Regions from separate parts of the Homo sapiens genome. Here region 2 is linked to region 1. A link is a loop called in an ENCODE intact Hi-C map of the cell type or tissue named here. Cell type or tissue: B cell. All regions are shown on one strand.

Region 1 (8,000 bases):
CCTCTTAACATATACATGCAATGATACAAACCCTTACAGCCCTATATTATTTGTATTATTAGAAAAAGAATACAGCTCCACCATATCAATGCTGTGTAGAACAAAAATACATCATCCTTGTAGTTTAAAGTATTGAAATTATTTAGTTATTCCCTTCCCAAGAAGTGAAAAATATCTGAATTGTAAAGAGAAAATTTCCAGGTTGGAACATTTTAATGAAGAGAGGAAAAACACAGCTTCTGAGCAGGTTTGAGGAAGAGTCAAAGATGTATTTGAAAATTATGCACTATATTTGCAAAGTGAAGCATGTCCACTAAAAGTACATTCTTTATACACATGCTAACAAAATTAAGGGCACACCATCCTTTATTGAATGAGAGCCTGTTAGAAGAGCTAGTGTGTACCATTTCCTTTTGTTCCCTGGAGGAAAGCTAAGGGATGAAAAATACTTTGTTAATGAATAATATTAAGCTGCAAATTCAAAATTTTAAGCCACTGAGATTGATAAATTAAGGTTCTGATGGCAACCCAATTCTTTCCTGTCAGGCACATGGTATAGCTATAACTGGAACACTTGTTTCCATCTTAAGGAATGGGGAGGATTGATACAACACGAGATTCAGCATTGCTAATTAGGAAACATCAGCAAAAGTCGTTTGGAAGCTGCTGGAGTCAAAACCACAAAGAAAAGGACATGAAACTCATCCCACCATTTTCTCCTTAGCCCAGAAAGTGAGATCATAACAGTCCTTCATGTTTGTTAAGTACCTACAACTTACGATACGCTTCTATACAATATGTCATTTGAAGGAGAAATAAATGCAGGCCAATACTTTCCATCTCTATTGGATAAATGGAGAAACTGAGGTTCAATAGCGTAAGATAACCCTGCCAGGCCACAGAGCCTTCACGTGATGAAGGCAGGCCTCAAAACCAAGCCAATACCTTTTCACTCTAGAATATGGCATCAGACTGAAGCTATGCAGCCAAGAACTTGCTTCCGCCCTTTCTTTTCAATTGCATTATTTTCAATGGCAAGCAGGAATTGTCATTTTTGTTGTTGTAGATTGTGGTCAATGAACACTTAATAGAGCCCCAGTCTGAAAACAGTTTCTTCTCTTTTTTGCAAGTATTATGTGTACCTTTGTGTACAGGTGTTGGTAATAAAAGCATAGAAGACAAAGTTCAAGTAATGAAAATCAAGTTCTGAGAGAAAAGATCACAATGATCCCTTCATCAACCTGTCCACATGTCTCTGTCTTGCCTTTGAAAACAGAAAAAAAATTTGTGTGTCTCAGAATGCTTTTTATCATCTCCAAAATGGTTTTACAAATAGACACACAAACTCTTTCAACGTGCTCTTAAACAGAAAGACTCCTGGACTCAATCAGCACTCCTCTGGGTAACTCACGTATCTGCTCTTCTTCTTCTTCACAGAGCCAGCTGACATTCTCAAGACGAAACCCCTCAATCTGACATGTAACTGTAAAATCACTGGGCCCGAGGAGTGACTGTAATTAAGGGCTTACGTTGAAAATGTATAAACAGAGCTTGATTCTTAAGTTTCGAAAATTCTTCACAGTGATGGTGTGAACTAAATCCACAGCCACATAATAATCAAAACAGAAAAGCAAAAGAAAGCCACTTCAGGAAATACCACGGTCACACCTCAGTTGGCTTCATGCTACAGATTATAGAAAATATGTTGCTGCCCGGGCCACCAATCTGTTGGTTCACATTACTACGTGAGCAATGTAAGTGTTTGCAAGAAGCCATCCACTATCTAAATATCAGATATAGATGCTCCAAAGCAGCTACGTCAGTGATGAGAACAGAGAAAATACGTAGCAACATTTCATTAAGTTGAATTCTAATACTTAAAAGGCTCCTTTTAGTACTGACATTCTGGATTTTAAAAGTTATGTTGACCGCATGTTCTCACTCACAAGTGGGAGTTGAACAATGAGAACACACGGACACGGGGAAGGGAACATCACACACCAGGGCCTCTTGGGGTGTGTGGGGCTGGGGGAGGGATAGCGTTAGGAGAAATACCTAACGTAAATGACGAGTTGATGGGTGCAGCAAACCAACATGGCACATGTATACCTATGTAACAAACCTGCACGTTGTGCACATGTACCCTAGAACTTAAAGTATAATAATAAAAATAAATAAATAAAAGTTGTGTTGAATTCACTTATTCATTTTTTCATTCATTCATTCAATAGTTATTGCTAAGCACCTAGTGCCCACCAGCCATTAGGCTAGACCCCTAAGATACAATGATGCCCCTGTAGAGTGTACAGCTGAGTCTGTGAGGAAGTTATATGTTCTTTTACACACATACGCAATTAGAAACTGTAATGAGTATTGCGGCCGGGCGCGGTGGCTCACGCCTGTAATCCCAGCACTTGGGAGGCCGAGGTGGGCGGATCATGAGGTCAGGAGATGGAGACCATCCTGGCTAACACGGTGAAACCCCGTCTCTACTAAAAATACAAAAACAAAATTAGCCGGGCGTGGTGGCGGGCGCCTGTAGTACCAACTACTCAGGAGGCTGAGGTGGGAGAATGGCGTGAACCTGGGAGGCAGAGCTTGCAGTGAGCCGAGATCACACCACTGCACTCCAGCCTGGGCGACAGAGCGAGACTCCATCTCAAAAAAAAAAAAAAAAAAAAAAAAAAAAAGAAAAGAAAAGAAAAAAAGAAACTGTAATGAGTATTGCAATGGAAAACTTTAGGGGGATTTGAGAACATCCCTTCAACTCTGACACTGTACCTTCCAGGGACTAGTAATCAGAAAATAGAGGCAACTGTGAAGAAACTACGAATTGGGGTCTGAAGGCCTCTAAATGATGACAAATGCACATCCACTGCAGTTTTATTTTTATTTAAAACGTAAGCAACACTACAAAAGAATACATAAACATTCAACTTTAACCAATCCCTGCTTGCAAATTATCTTCTAATATATTCTGATAAACACATACGCACGCATACACACAGCATGGTGAAGATTACTGTTGTAGGACTTTGAGAATCTGGAATCAGTCCTTGATCTAGAACACACTAGTTGTTGAGATAAAACTGCCCCATCTTTATAAAATGGAGCTCATCATCTCTGCAGTGTCAACCACAAAGGGTTGATATGTAAGAATTCAATGATAGCATAGTATAAATACATTTTGAAAAGTGAATATTTTTTATAAACAAAAAGAAATCAATCCATATATCTGATGTATACAGGCACGCACACACACACACACACACATATTAAGGGAGAGAGAGTACACTGCATCAATCCATATATCTGATGTATACAGGCGCACACACACACACACACACACATATTAAGGGAGAGAGAGTACACTGGATTTCTCATTATCATACAATTTTCTTTTTAATCCCAGCAATTTTGCAGTTGCTCTGTTGCCTTTCTTTATGCAAAGTTTTCTATGCCAGCAGAAGATGGGAGAAGGAGGTAAAGATATGTAAAGGTCATTCTGCCTGACTCCTCCATTCACAGTCAGAATAAACAAAGGACTGGAATCAAACCCCAAAGGTCAAACTGCACCACTGTGTGATGATACTAATTAAGATAACCTATGGTAAAATTGGTACCAGCAGTAAGTTTCAGGAAAAATCTTGTGACTTTAATGTGACCATGAATTGACATCTAAGGGAAAGAGTAGCATAATTTTTACTTAATGTTTTGTCAGCAAGCATGCAAGAATGTCAGATGTAAATAACCGAAGCAGCATATTTACATCTGGTTTCCTATATTTAAAAAGCTGATGTGAAATCCTAGACTGCATGTCTCTTCTCTATCAATCATGAAGGACTACAAAAAAATCCTAGAAGGAAATGCTACTGCTTTGTAAGATCATTTATTAATGATAACATTCAGTAAGTGCTTACTAAGTGCTAGTCACTACTAAAAAAAAACTTTAAATATAATACTTAACCTTGACAACAACCTAGGAAGTAGAAATGGTTATTATTCTCTTTTTTACGAAAGAGGACACTGAAAATCAGCAAAGTTCACTAACTTTTCTAAGATCACACACAGTTAGCATTTACCAAACATACTAAACAGCTGTCATTCATCTGGCACTGTGCTAGGAGACCAGGAAGGTTGGGGAAGGTGAAAGGTAGAAAGGAAGACATTTCTGATCCAGAGATGTGTCACACACTGGTTTTAACCAAAGAACTTGCAGAGAAGCTAGGACATGAACAAAAATTTTGATAATCCAAGGTACAAAAATTTAAGTACCACGAGAATGCACAGTTAAGTTCCATCTCCATGTTTATGTGTATGAGTGAGGGTGGGGGCATAGATGAGATAAATTCCAGACAAAACAAATTACAGAATTAAGTGGAATAATCCTATCCTGCACAACTTTAGACATGTCGGTTACAGATTGATTCCTTTAGGACAGGCCCACAGCCTATGTATTCTCTGAACTTGTTTTCCCTGTGGTTAACTTGGTAATATAGTGAACAATAACTAGGATAGAAGGTTCCCAAGGGCAGCTACCATGTCTGTACTGCATCCTCAGTGCCTATGATGGTATCTACTACACAGCAGTGCTAAGACATACGGAGTTATATGTTGAACAAGTTAAAATATTCATTACTTAATTAAACATTGAGCAAAATAATGAATACAGAAACATAAAGCCAGGTATAAAAGAAGTATAGACTCCACTGGACTTCATGAACTGTCCCCAGGTTTAACTTTGCAAATCTGAGTGCCAAGGGACTTTTGTTAGACAGCAAGTGGGATTTCTCTTGAGTGAGACTACACTAGTTACCTAACTGGTCAATTATCTCGAGACTACCAAGGAGCAAAACATGAAGGTTTGTTTTACTCTCTGCCAAGGCAGGAAGCACACAGCGAAATACAAAAGCTGTATTTTCTAGAACTCTCTTGAGAGCTGTAAAGTAACTCATTTGCAGAAGTCGCTGATTTTGTACATGGGGACTGGTTGGTGAGATTGAGGAAGCGAATGATGGTTGACTTCCTGGAGTGAGTCACGGCTGTAACCCCCTTTAACATTATTAATAGAACAGAGGGAAAATTTCCAGGAAACACCAATTACCACAACAACCAAAATAGAAAAGGTGGCTGGTGACTTAATCACCAAACTTTAGGGGAGACTACTCCCCTTTCTTTATCAGAAAATGACAATAATAAATCAAACTAATACATTTTGAAACTAGTGTACCTGCATGTTTTAACAATTTGCAGAGTTCTTTAATCCTATACTAAGATTTTGCTCTAGCAGAATGACCATACATACTCTGCACTAACTACAGTTGAGCCAAAGTTTTGAAAACATGATTAGACCTCCAAGAAATAGACATATGCATTCAATGATTCATTTAGCCATTATTCCTTGTTTTAAACTTTAAATCAATAGGTATTTAATGGGAACCTGCTATGTACCAGAATCTTATTCTCTAAGAAACAAAGAATTAAATAAATGAGGTAACAACTATAATAAGTGTCCTATCCTCTGCTCACCATCGTAATTCTCTTCACGTGGTTTTTACGTTATAGTGACATTAAGGCTAAGAGATTAGTTCTGTTCTATAGCCTCAGGAAGTGTAAAAAACCTTAGGTCTGCCTAATAAGTTCAAAAACCTATGAGATTCTAGTCCTGTTCTGCAGGTATGCCATGCCTGCCTCCATAGTTTAATCACCTCATAAATGGGAAGAACAGTGTAGTTACTACACGTGTAAGTAAGCTCTGGGGCCAGGTTGCCTGGGTAGTACTACTTAATATGGGACTCAAAGCAAGTTATTTCACTGGTTGGGGCCTCAGTTTCCTCATCCAGAAAATGGATATTAATAATAGCACTACCTCATAATATTATGAGGATTAAATGAGACTGTGTGTGTGTGTGTGTGTGTGTGTGTGTGTGTGTGTGTGTGTGTGTAATGCATGGAATAGTGTCTGGAACACAACACCTTAAAATGTTTTACTAGTATTCTCATTATAATTACCACAGCTACTCTAAGATTGGGCTTTTTCATTAGTCACAGGAATATAATCAGTTCCTCAGTTACACAGCTATGACTGGTCATACATTCTAACCAACCTGTCTGTTTGGTCAGTTATGATCCATCACCATGCTTAGCCATCCTGACTGCAATGAAACGACATGATCCAGTCCAAAAGGATATTATATCCAGGCAGTCTAGTTGGGCCACAACTGATTTATCTCCATTGCCTATTTAAATTCAGTGAGTGTGGCCAAGAAAAATAGCCTGTCCATCCTGTCCCTACCCACCTTATACAAATAAATATCTTCCAACTTAACCAGTTACAAATGTCCTTTTGGCCCCCAAGTGCTTCGGCAAAGCTATCACACTTACTGCAGAATGGAATTTAATTAAAGGGATACATAGTAAATACCAATTCATAGAAGCTAGTAATAGCATGCTCCCAATTTCTTCAACATGTCTAGCTTCTCAAAAAGCTATACCCATGAAGACCTTCATTATGTTCTCTAACATAAAAACACTTAAAGCAGTGAAATAACACAAACGACCAGTAATATGGCAATAGTTCAATAAATTCTGGGATGCTTACTTCAAGAACTATAATGCCATTGCTAAATATGATGGTGGGGAATTCTTATTCTGTAGTATTAAGTGAAAAAAATGCAAAATTATGTCTATCTTTAGTTACATATTATGAAAACTATAAACATATATTGGCAAAGACTAAAAGAGTACAGAGAAAATGGAGTTGATGTGTTAGAGAGACAGAATTGTAGGTTTGTTTTTTAAACAAATTTGCTTTCTTGTTATAAAGTCATTTGTGTACATATTTAAGTGTGTGGAATATCTTTAAACTTACCTGAAGTCCACAAAGAACAAAAATATCCAAGAAGGATTTATGTGATTGAAACATATTAGCAAACATCAAGTGCATATCAAATTATCCTAATAGCAGGAACTTTTCCTGTTGAAGGATACACAAGGCATTACTTAGCATATCATTCAAATGCACGTACTTTGGAACGGAAGCTCTAGTATCCTCCTAGATCCATTTAGGCCTGAATCCTACAGAAAAAGCACTGTACCTAAGTCTCATTTATCAGCAGCATCAAGTGTTATTTAGGAAAGTTGCTCACATAAAAGATCATCATCTTAATTTCTAATTATTACCATGGTAAGCAGCTGTATAAATGGCTAAATAAGGTATGGTTCTTAATTCCAAGGAATTTACATCTTTAACTCACACTGTGGCTCTAGGCTCCAGGCTGAAAGGTTGGCAGAGTCTTTACTCTTTTCCTCTCTGATCCCCTGGATCATCCCTACTGCACCTCTGAAAACTGTTGCTCTGTGCACCTCATGTCCTACCCCCCATCGAAGTCGCCTGTCTCCATTAAAGCTGGCCGTGCCACCCCACACCCCAACCCCACTCTGCCTGCTCACCATCCCACTACCCATCTTCACCCACAGACAATCTTACCTACACAAACTTTAAAGCCCATCTACTTTTGCCCTTGTAGGCCTTAAAATATATATTCTTTTTCAAAATTCATACTGAAATTCAAGTCTGGGCCTACCACTATACACCTAATTATTTTCTAATTGGTTTTCTATTTTTAAAATCTCACCAAAAGCCCTTTTTGGCCTTTTGCATAGAAATCCCAGGCCTTACATTTTTGCTTTTGTTTTCTCCCAAGGCAATTAACAGTACTGAACAGATATCGGGTCCTAAGTAAATATATGCTTACACAAACATTATTTATACATAGAAAATGTTGAAAATAAACAGGAGTTGTTCACGAAATGCAAACATGTTTCTCAAGTAATATCTGCACTGTCCATTGAGATGATTAGAACACAGAATCTAGGAAATGTTAAATCTGGGAATCAAAGATCTGATTCTGATGTTGACACCCTAAGCACTAGTGGCTCCGTTTCTTTTAGCCTCAGTTTCTTCGTGTAAAATAAAATTTACTAAAACTGATAACGTC
Region 2 (8,000 bases), 470 kb after region 1:
TAATAGAAGATCCCGGGATAAATCTCAGATCTCTTGATTATCTTTCTCTTGCTGTTTGAGAAGGGCCATCCTTTTTGGCCCTCCTGGCCTAAGTTTCTTCATTTCAAAAATGATGGGAAAGATCACTGTTTCCCTTGTGTGCTCTTCCAGCTCCAATATTCCATGGGTCCCAGAGACCCAGGCTTCAGTCCAGGCCTAGAGCATCTCCCCATTCAGGCCGTGTTCACAGGAATCATAGCCTCTCCCTTTATTCTCCCCTGGGGAATCTGCAGTAATGCTTAATCCCCGCTCCCAGACTCACTTTCGCAAGGGGAAATCAATAGATTCTTCAAGTAGTTGGACCACAGAATGATGCCTGGGTCTATTTTGTCAACCAGGTGGCTCTGGTGAAGGAAGTTGTGTGAGTCATTGTCGGCCAGAAATGTAAATCTGGACTGAGGCTTCCCTTGCAGTGAAATTTGGGTCTTTAGTAACAGTGACCTTCTGTACAGCACGTTACAGTTACAAAACACTTTACATACTTCATTTGTTTATCACAACTATTCAGAGACTTAGTGTTATTGTTATGCCCATTTTACAGAGGAGGAAAATAGACATGGGCACTATGGCAATTTGCCCAAGGTGACAGGAAGTGTGAGTGGCAGAGCTGGGACTGACTTAGTGAAGTCTTTGGACCTTATAATCCGTGACCTGCATACCACATCTCTTTGTATCAGGGTTCCTATTGCCTACTCAGCCTCAGTGGATAGAAACAAAAGCAAAGAAGGTCAACCTGCTTGGGGTCATTTACATGGACATGCATTTCTGGAGAAGGGATAATTGCAGCATCATTGTGGATATTACAGTCATGGAGACAGGCCTGGGAATAGGCAGATATATGGGACTGACAGCCTCTGTCCACTGCTGTCCACCACCCACTGACTCTTTCACCTTCTGTTTCTCAGACTAAAACTCACCCTTCCTGATTTAAAAACCAGGGCTTTTCTTCCCATTGTGTAAAATATGAAGCATAATCCAAACATGTAAAAAAGGATGACAAGTACTGTAACAAACATCCATCGTAGTGAAGTTTCACGCTGTTAGCTAAATATTTCCAGTTCTTTCCATTTCTGGGAACATGGTAGAATTGCACTCCTGGCCCTTGAGCAAGGTAAATCCAGGTGCTAGTCTGGGCCACTTAGCTGTGAAAGGAGACAGCGTGTGTCACTTCCAATCTGGAGCATGTAATTGCTCTCTCTTTCCTTCTGGTGCAGCTGCCAGCAAGGAGGTGGTGACTGCTCTGTCAGCCTTGGTCCCTGAGTGGCAACAACAAGCAGCACCTTCTGCCAACCTACAATGTATGAAATAAAAAAAGAAATCTTTGCTCTTTTAAGCCATTGAGATTTGGGGTTTCTGTTATTGCAGCAAAACCTAACTTATACTGACCCTTACATTCACATTCCCACCACCATGATTTTTTGAGAATGTTAACATTTCCTTATACCTGGTTCAGCTTTTTAAAGAAGCGAAATCCAAAAATAACTGTATCCTTTGTCGCTTGCCTCCTTCCAGCCCTTTTCCTTCCTCCCCAGAATAGCTACCGTCTCAAAGATGTATGCGTCTGTCCTGTCCATGTTTGGTAGATTTACTCCGTAAGTATGTGTACAACACAATATATAGTATTACTTCATGTTACTAAAATTTGCATGAATAATATTGATTATTCTAAAAATTGCTTTTGTATTCAACATTATTATTTTAGATGTATCAATATTGATACGTTAGTTTCAGTTCACTCACTTTAAATTTGATATAATATCCCTTCATATGAATGTATCACAATTTATAAAGCCTTTTCCTACTAATGAACTTTTAAATTACTTTTTTCTTTTAAAAACAATTCTCTTAAATACAAGGCTTTTTATGTAGGTATGCAAGAGCTTCTCTTGGTTGTATGCAAGAGCTTCTCTTGGTTGTATACCAAGAGTGGAATTGCTAAGATATAAGGTCTACTAAACCTCAAATTTGATAGATATTGCCAAATTTCTATCCAAAATGGCTTTTTTTCATTTACAGTCCTATCATCAGTGTCTACATGTTTTGTCATTGCTTTATCATGTCAAACATTTCATGTTGTCCGACTTTTAAAATTTTAGCCAATCTGATGGGTCTGAAATGGCATCTCCTAATTTTTTATTTTGCATTTCTTTGAGTATCAGTGAAGTTAAGCATCTTTCCATTTCTTTTAGGATTATTTCCTTTTCAGAGTTTTCCTTGTTGATATAGACTGATCATTTATTTCTATGTTTTTTTCTCCTTATGGATGTGTAGAATTTTCTTCCTCCTGTGTTCTGGGTACTAATCCAGTTACATAAATTGTAAGTGCATTTTCTGCATCTGTGACTTGCTTTTAATTTTGTTCTTTGCCCAGTTATCCTTCTCTCGCAAGCCATTGGCTGCCTGCTTGTGCACACACTTGATTTTTCAGATCATAGCAACTACATGGTAAAAATGGCTTGGAGGCGTGTTTTGAAAAACCTAGGTGAATAAATGTTGCTTGCTCTAAATATCTGTAGTAGGATATGGAATGTGTTTTTACAAGATAATCGGTGAAGGACCTGTTTTGCTTACTCAAGGATCTCATTTGCTAACACGATTGTGTGGTGAAAGCAAAAGAACCAGGTGTAAGTGGAAAAAACCTTAGTCATTAAGAGTTGTTTGGGCTGCTCAATGGTGAGTATCAGGGGTGACTGGTTTCCCCCTGCCATGATGAATCCTGGCATGATTTGCCTGGCTGTTTTGACATTTTGTAGACCTAGCATATGTGGGAGGGCACTTGAAAGACGTCTCATACTCAAGTGGTCTCTCCTCTTCCCATACACACCTTACGGATTCTTCACAGGGTGTGATGATGGGAAGCCTAGACACGCTTATCAGAAGGTAGGAAAAAATGGTGTCTTGGAAGTGCTTGTAGCTTTCCAATGAGGGGAGTCACTTTAAAGCTTTGTTTATCTTTCTGTGCCTCAGCTAACCCCAGAGGAAAATCTTAGCTCAGGACAGGAAGCTCAGAGCACCCAAAAGGATGACTACTGCAGTGCAAGACTATTTATGTCTGCCTCTTACATATCCCTCCGTGTTCTCCCCCAGGAGGCCTGGGCTGTGCTGCAGCTCCAAGGAGGCCTGCATATATCATCACTCCCTAGGAAACCAAGGGGTATGGCAGAAACCGAGCTCTGGGATCAATTATACTGGTAAAACTACAAAGGCAGGGGGTGAGCCAGAGTGTTGTGGCTTAGGAACAACTTGCTGAAAAAAGACTTGATGTTCCCAAGTAGAACCCTGTGGCCCCAGGGGAGGTGACCTCGGCTGTCTGGTCAACCAGCCAGAGTGCTAGGTCTCAGAAGCCAGGACACACCTTCCGTTCCAGTTGACTCACTTGAGTGGCAAATTCTTTTCTCCCTCACAATCCTCTCATCTTCAAAGGGAATTCATTAAGCCCCACCATGCCATCGGCACTTGGCCAGGTGTTATACTGGCCCATTAGGTGGACACAGGCCGTAGCCCCAGGGAGCATGCCAAATGAGGTGGAGGGTGGCAGCTGTGACCTAGTGACATCCCCTGAGGTGGTTTTGCAGCACCTTCTATAAACCCTCCAGCTGTTTCAAACTATTTGTGTGGGGCTTTCCACACAAGCTGTGTTCTCTCCCGTCCCCTTGCTTTAGTTCACTCTTTTCCTTTTGCTTGGAATGCTCTTCCACTCTATCTGTCAATGCACTCAAATGCCCACTCCTGGATGGAGACTTTCCTGGCAACCCCAGGCAGAATTAGCCACTCCCAATTCTGTGTATTCTCATAGCACTCTGTATCATTAATATAGCACATGCCAATCTGTGCTGGAATCATCTGCTTATATGTCTGTCTCCCTAATGGACTCTGAATTCCTTGAAGATGCATTCTGCGACTTATCCATCTTTGTTTCTTCAGCAAGAATTTGGTTGGTGCTTAGTAAATGTGTGCTGAGTTAAATGCAGAAAGGGACACAGCTCATGATTTTATCTGATTTTACCTTGTGGTATAACTGGAAGCAGGTCACGTCTGTCTGAGTTTTAGTTTCCTTTTCTGTAAAATGGGTGGGGGGAGGATACATTAGAAAATGGCCTCTAAGAGGTTTTCTGGCTCTACTGTCTATGATTTTAAAATTCTAGTCTCCTATTGAAAAACCGAGAGTTCATCATAACTCTTTAAAGACCAACATGTTTTCGTTTACATGTATCAAAGAGCCTGATGTTCCCTTCCCACCTCTAGTCTGCCACCTATAAAAAAAGTTGTGTATTGCTTAGCAGTTTGCAAATTTTCTGACTGAAGTTTCAAGAGGTTTGTGGGATTGATTGATTACAGGAAGCGTGTAAATTTTATCTTCCCTGGGGAATAAAATTGTGGGACTAATTGATTCTTTTAAAGGCTTGTATTTTCTGGTGATTTTGTCAGCCTGGGTACATGTGGAAAGGGGTCTTGTGTAGCTGCTTGTGGCATCCCTGTGTCTCTCTTCTCACCACAATGCAGGCGTCACTGCACGTGCCACACCTAGTAGTCTGTGTCCCATGAGGCCCATGCTTTTCCTAGGCTACCTCTCTGCCCCTTGAGTTACATGTTTGGAAATTCCTGCATGGATAGAACTGAGTACCCCTCGCCTTCTGAGAACATATTTACAAGGTGCTAATAACACCTAACTATGATCTTAGAACTAGTCTACATGGTGAGTCAGACGGGGCTTATTTTCGACCCATTTTTCAGATGGAAGTAAGACACAGGGAGGTGAAATGACTTGCATGAGGTCTCACAGCTAGGAAGGTCTTCTGGACCTGGCTTAATAAAACCCAATGTTCTTAATTTCATCAACTCCTTTAAAAATTACTTTGATTGCTGCTTTCTTGATTGGCTGCTCTCAGGCCTCTTGGCTGATGAAACCAGAGGCAGGTGAATTCTACCAGAAGGAAAGAAGGGGTTCTAACCCACTACTGATTTTGTGGGACAAAGTGGCTGCATTCATTAGTGAAGGGGGAAGTCAGATTAGTTAAAACTGTCCATTTGGTGGTTTCTATCATTAGCATCTCACTATGCCAGTAAATGAGCTGTTGAAGCCTGAAGTAGGGGCTCCTCCTGAAAGCTCGAGAGGATTCCAAAGCTGCTGGGCTCCGTGGAGGAACATCCAGGAGCACATGGTCTCCATGTTCCCTTTTTTAACTCTACAAAGGCAGCTAAGAGGGAGCGCAACTTGTTACTGCACATCTCTGAGTGTCAGTTTTTCTATCTGTGAAATGGGGATAATAAATCCTCCCTAGCTTACCTCAGAGGATGGCTGTGAGGGTCACATATTATGATGGAGGTGGCAGTGCTCTAGAATCTGAAAGTGCAGGGCAAAAATCAGGTAATATCATTTGCTCTTGTTATTATACTTTTTTTTTTTTGGGACTGAGATTCACTCTGTTGCCCAGGCTGGAGTGCAATGGCACAATCTCAGCTCACTGCAACCTCCACCTCCCGGGTTCGAGGAAATCTCCTGCCTCATCCTCTCAAGTAGGTGGGATTACAGGCACCCACCACCACACCTAGCTAATTTTTGTATTTTTGGTAGAGAGGGTGTTTCACCAGCCAGGCTGGTGTTGAACTCGTGACCTCAGGTGATCCACCCACCTCGGCCTCCCAAACTGCTGGTTTTACAGGTGTGAGCCACGGCGCCCAGCCTTGTTATTCTACTTTCATAACTGTGAATGATCTTAATGAAGGGAAGTAAGCCCAGCTTGATAGGTGTTTCCTAAAAGTGGCCCGAGGTGACATTATGTGGGAATATATGGATCTATGAAGTATGAACGATGGCAGTTTTTGCCCTAACCTACCCATCAGAACACTGGAGAAGACTCAGGTAGATAATGGATTCAAGGGCATTGTTAAATGATAAAAATTATCATGATGATGACTTTTTTTTTTCTCTAAGGTTAAGGATATCTCTTAATAACTTGAAAGAAATGTACTCAAACCCTCTCTGATGCTATTTTCGTCATGGCCCTACCTCATCTTGGGAGTAAAGCGTTCCACTTGGCTGAGAAGTAGGAGAGGGGCTGGGTCGGAACTCATCTGCTCAGGTTTTCTTCCTCATACCATTCGGATGCTCTTTTTGAGTCAATGGCTCTAGCTTTTTGTAATGATCTATAAGCTTCTGGCTCCTTTGGCTCTAACTAGTCCCTGAGGATCAATTCCCTTTCCAAAGAGGGTGGGTTTTTTTGTTGTTGTTGCTGTTGTTTAATTTTCTCTCTTTTATCTGGGGAAAAAATAGCCACTGTCATAGACTGTAAAAAAAAAAAAAAAAAAAAAAAAGCTGCTTTTTGGGAGCCTTAAAAATATTTGAAATAAATAGGGCTCAACCTTAACTTAATAATATCAAGTGAAAACATACATACTTTTTATTACCAGAGAGAAGTAGAGGCAGCTTTCAATATACGGGACATGCAATGGGATGTTACACTGCAAATAAGAAGATAAAACTAGAACAATAGCGAGAAAGCCAATGTGTTATGTTCTAAGGCTTGGTGTAGTTACTGCAACTGAGCATGAAATATAAACTGAGCTTCCTGGCAGGCAGGACAAAAAAGTAAACATGATGACGTACATAATATTCTTTTTCTGATTGAAGTATGTGTCCTGATTATTTGAGAGACATTTTTCCTAATATTAATTTTGAAAAGGAATGTATCACTGAGTACATTATCTGAGTATATTCATTAGAAGAGTAATGAATATGTCTTTAGCAAGAGTTTTACATCTAATGAAAAAAAGTTCTTATATTTCCATCTCATTCCTTGTTTTGAACTGCAAGCGCATATTAACTAGTGACTAAATTTTTTCACTTGGATATTTCAGAGTCATCCTAAACTGAACATATTCCAAACTGCATTCATTAACTTCTTTCTGAAATTGGTTCCTCTCCCTGTGTTTATTATCTTGGTTAAAGCATCACACACATAAGCTCTCCCTGTCAGAAAATCTCAGGTTGTTTAGATGACTTCACCCCAACCTCCAGCCCACACCCAGTGAATCCTGGAGACACTGTCTCGTTGATTTATTCAAAATCCTTCCTCTCCTCTTCACCTCCAACACCCCTGCTTCAGTTCTGGTCCCTATCGTCTCTCATCTAGCCTATTTCGATGACTTCTTAACTTGCTTTCTTATTGTTTCAGCTTGTTCTCTACACTACCTCTCTACAAACTCATCTATAAAAAATGCAAACCTAGTCTTTCTGAATAGGCTGCCCGTTGCTTTCAAGGTGAAATCTAAACTCATGGCCTGGCAGATGAAGACTTTCACCTGCTTGGTTTTCAGTCTGATCTGCTGCCACACCCCTGACAGATTCTCTGTTCCAGTAACACGGGCTACTTGCTCCCCCGGTGCACATCGCTGCCCCTGTGGCCATGTTTTGCACAGGCTACTACTTCTGTCCAGAACTCCTGCCACCTTTGCAAACCTGGTCCCCTCCTATTCTAGGAAGCTTTCCTGATCCCCTTCCAACAGCCACCATAGTGTGGTTTTCCCTCCTTTGTATGCCCCAATACCTGTGTAAATCTCAGTTATACTTACCACATGGTGCTGCAACTGTTTGCTTAGTTTCTGAATTCTCCAAGACTAACTTTTCAAAGACAGGAACGGAACCTCAGTCATCCTAGATTTCCAGCTCTATATATGTGCTTGACACAGTTGGAGCCTGATAAGTATTTGTTGACTAAATGGGCAGATGAAAGATAGAATAATGCTGTACATGGAGCAATAAGGTTGTCTTTAGGATATGTTAACTGGTGATACAGAATCAATAGGTGTTGTGTTGATCAACAGAACTTTTCCTTTAGGATATATAAAGGACTGAGTGGATAGACAGTGCTTTAGACAAACCTCTCTGAAATCATCTCTTTGTGCTGGCTTTGGGTGGGTGCTGGATGGCAGACAGTGAGTGGCTATGCTGTTAGCAGAAG

The links. Peaks named below come from ENCODE experiments on the same cell type or tissue, not always from the same donor. Only the 100,000 strongest peaks of a DNase experiment are listed, where the experiment ranks them.
Region 2: a loop joins it to region 1, with 3 times the contacts of the local background. A loop is called at or near these places in 2 of 110 quality-filtered maps.

Annotation. Positions count from the first base shown.
Region 1 is chr3:188,436,300-188,444,299 of GRCh38, reverse strand. All of the region lies in intron 4 of LPP (LIM domain containing preferred translocation partner in lipoma), which reads right to left. Among named protein-coding and RNA genes, the nearest start is that of LPP-AS1, 130 kb to the left of the region's middle. In B cell, no CTCF peak of the experiment used is centred here; DNase peaks (open chromatin) are centred at 1,639 and 4,999; H3K4me3 peaks cover 3,236 bases; H3K27ac peaks cover 6,291 bases.
Region 2 is chr3:187,971,245-187,979,244 of GRCh38, reverse strand. LINC01991 (long intergenic non-protein coding RNA 1991) reads left to right here and starts at 2,838. Exons shown (of 3, transcript NR_135538.1): 1 at 2,838-2,919. In B cell, CTCF peaks have their summits at 4,217 and 4,416; DNase peaks (open chromatin) are centred at 454, 3,554, 4,304, 5,155 and 1 weaker place; H3K4me3 peaks cover 1,130 bases; H3K27me3 peaks cover 1,394 bases.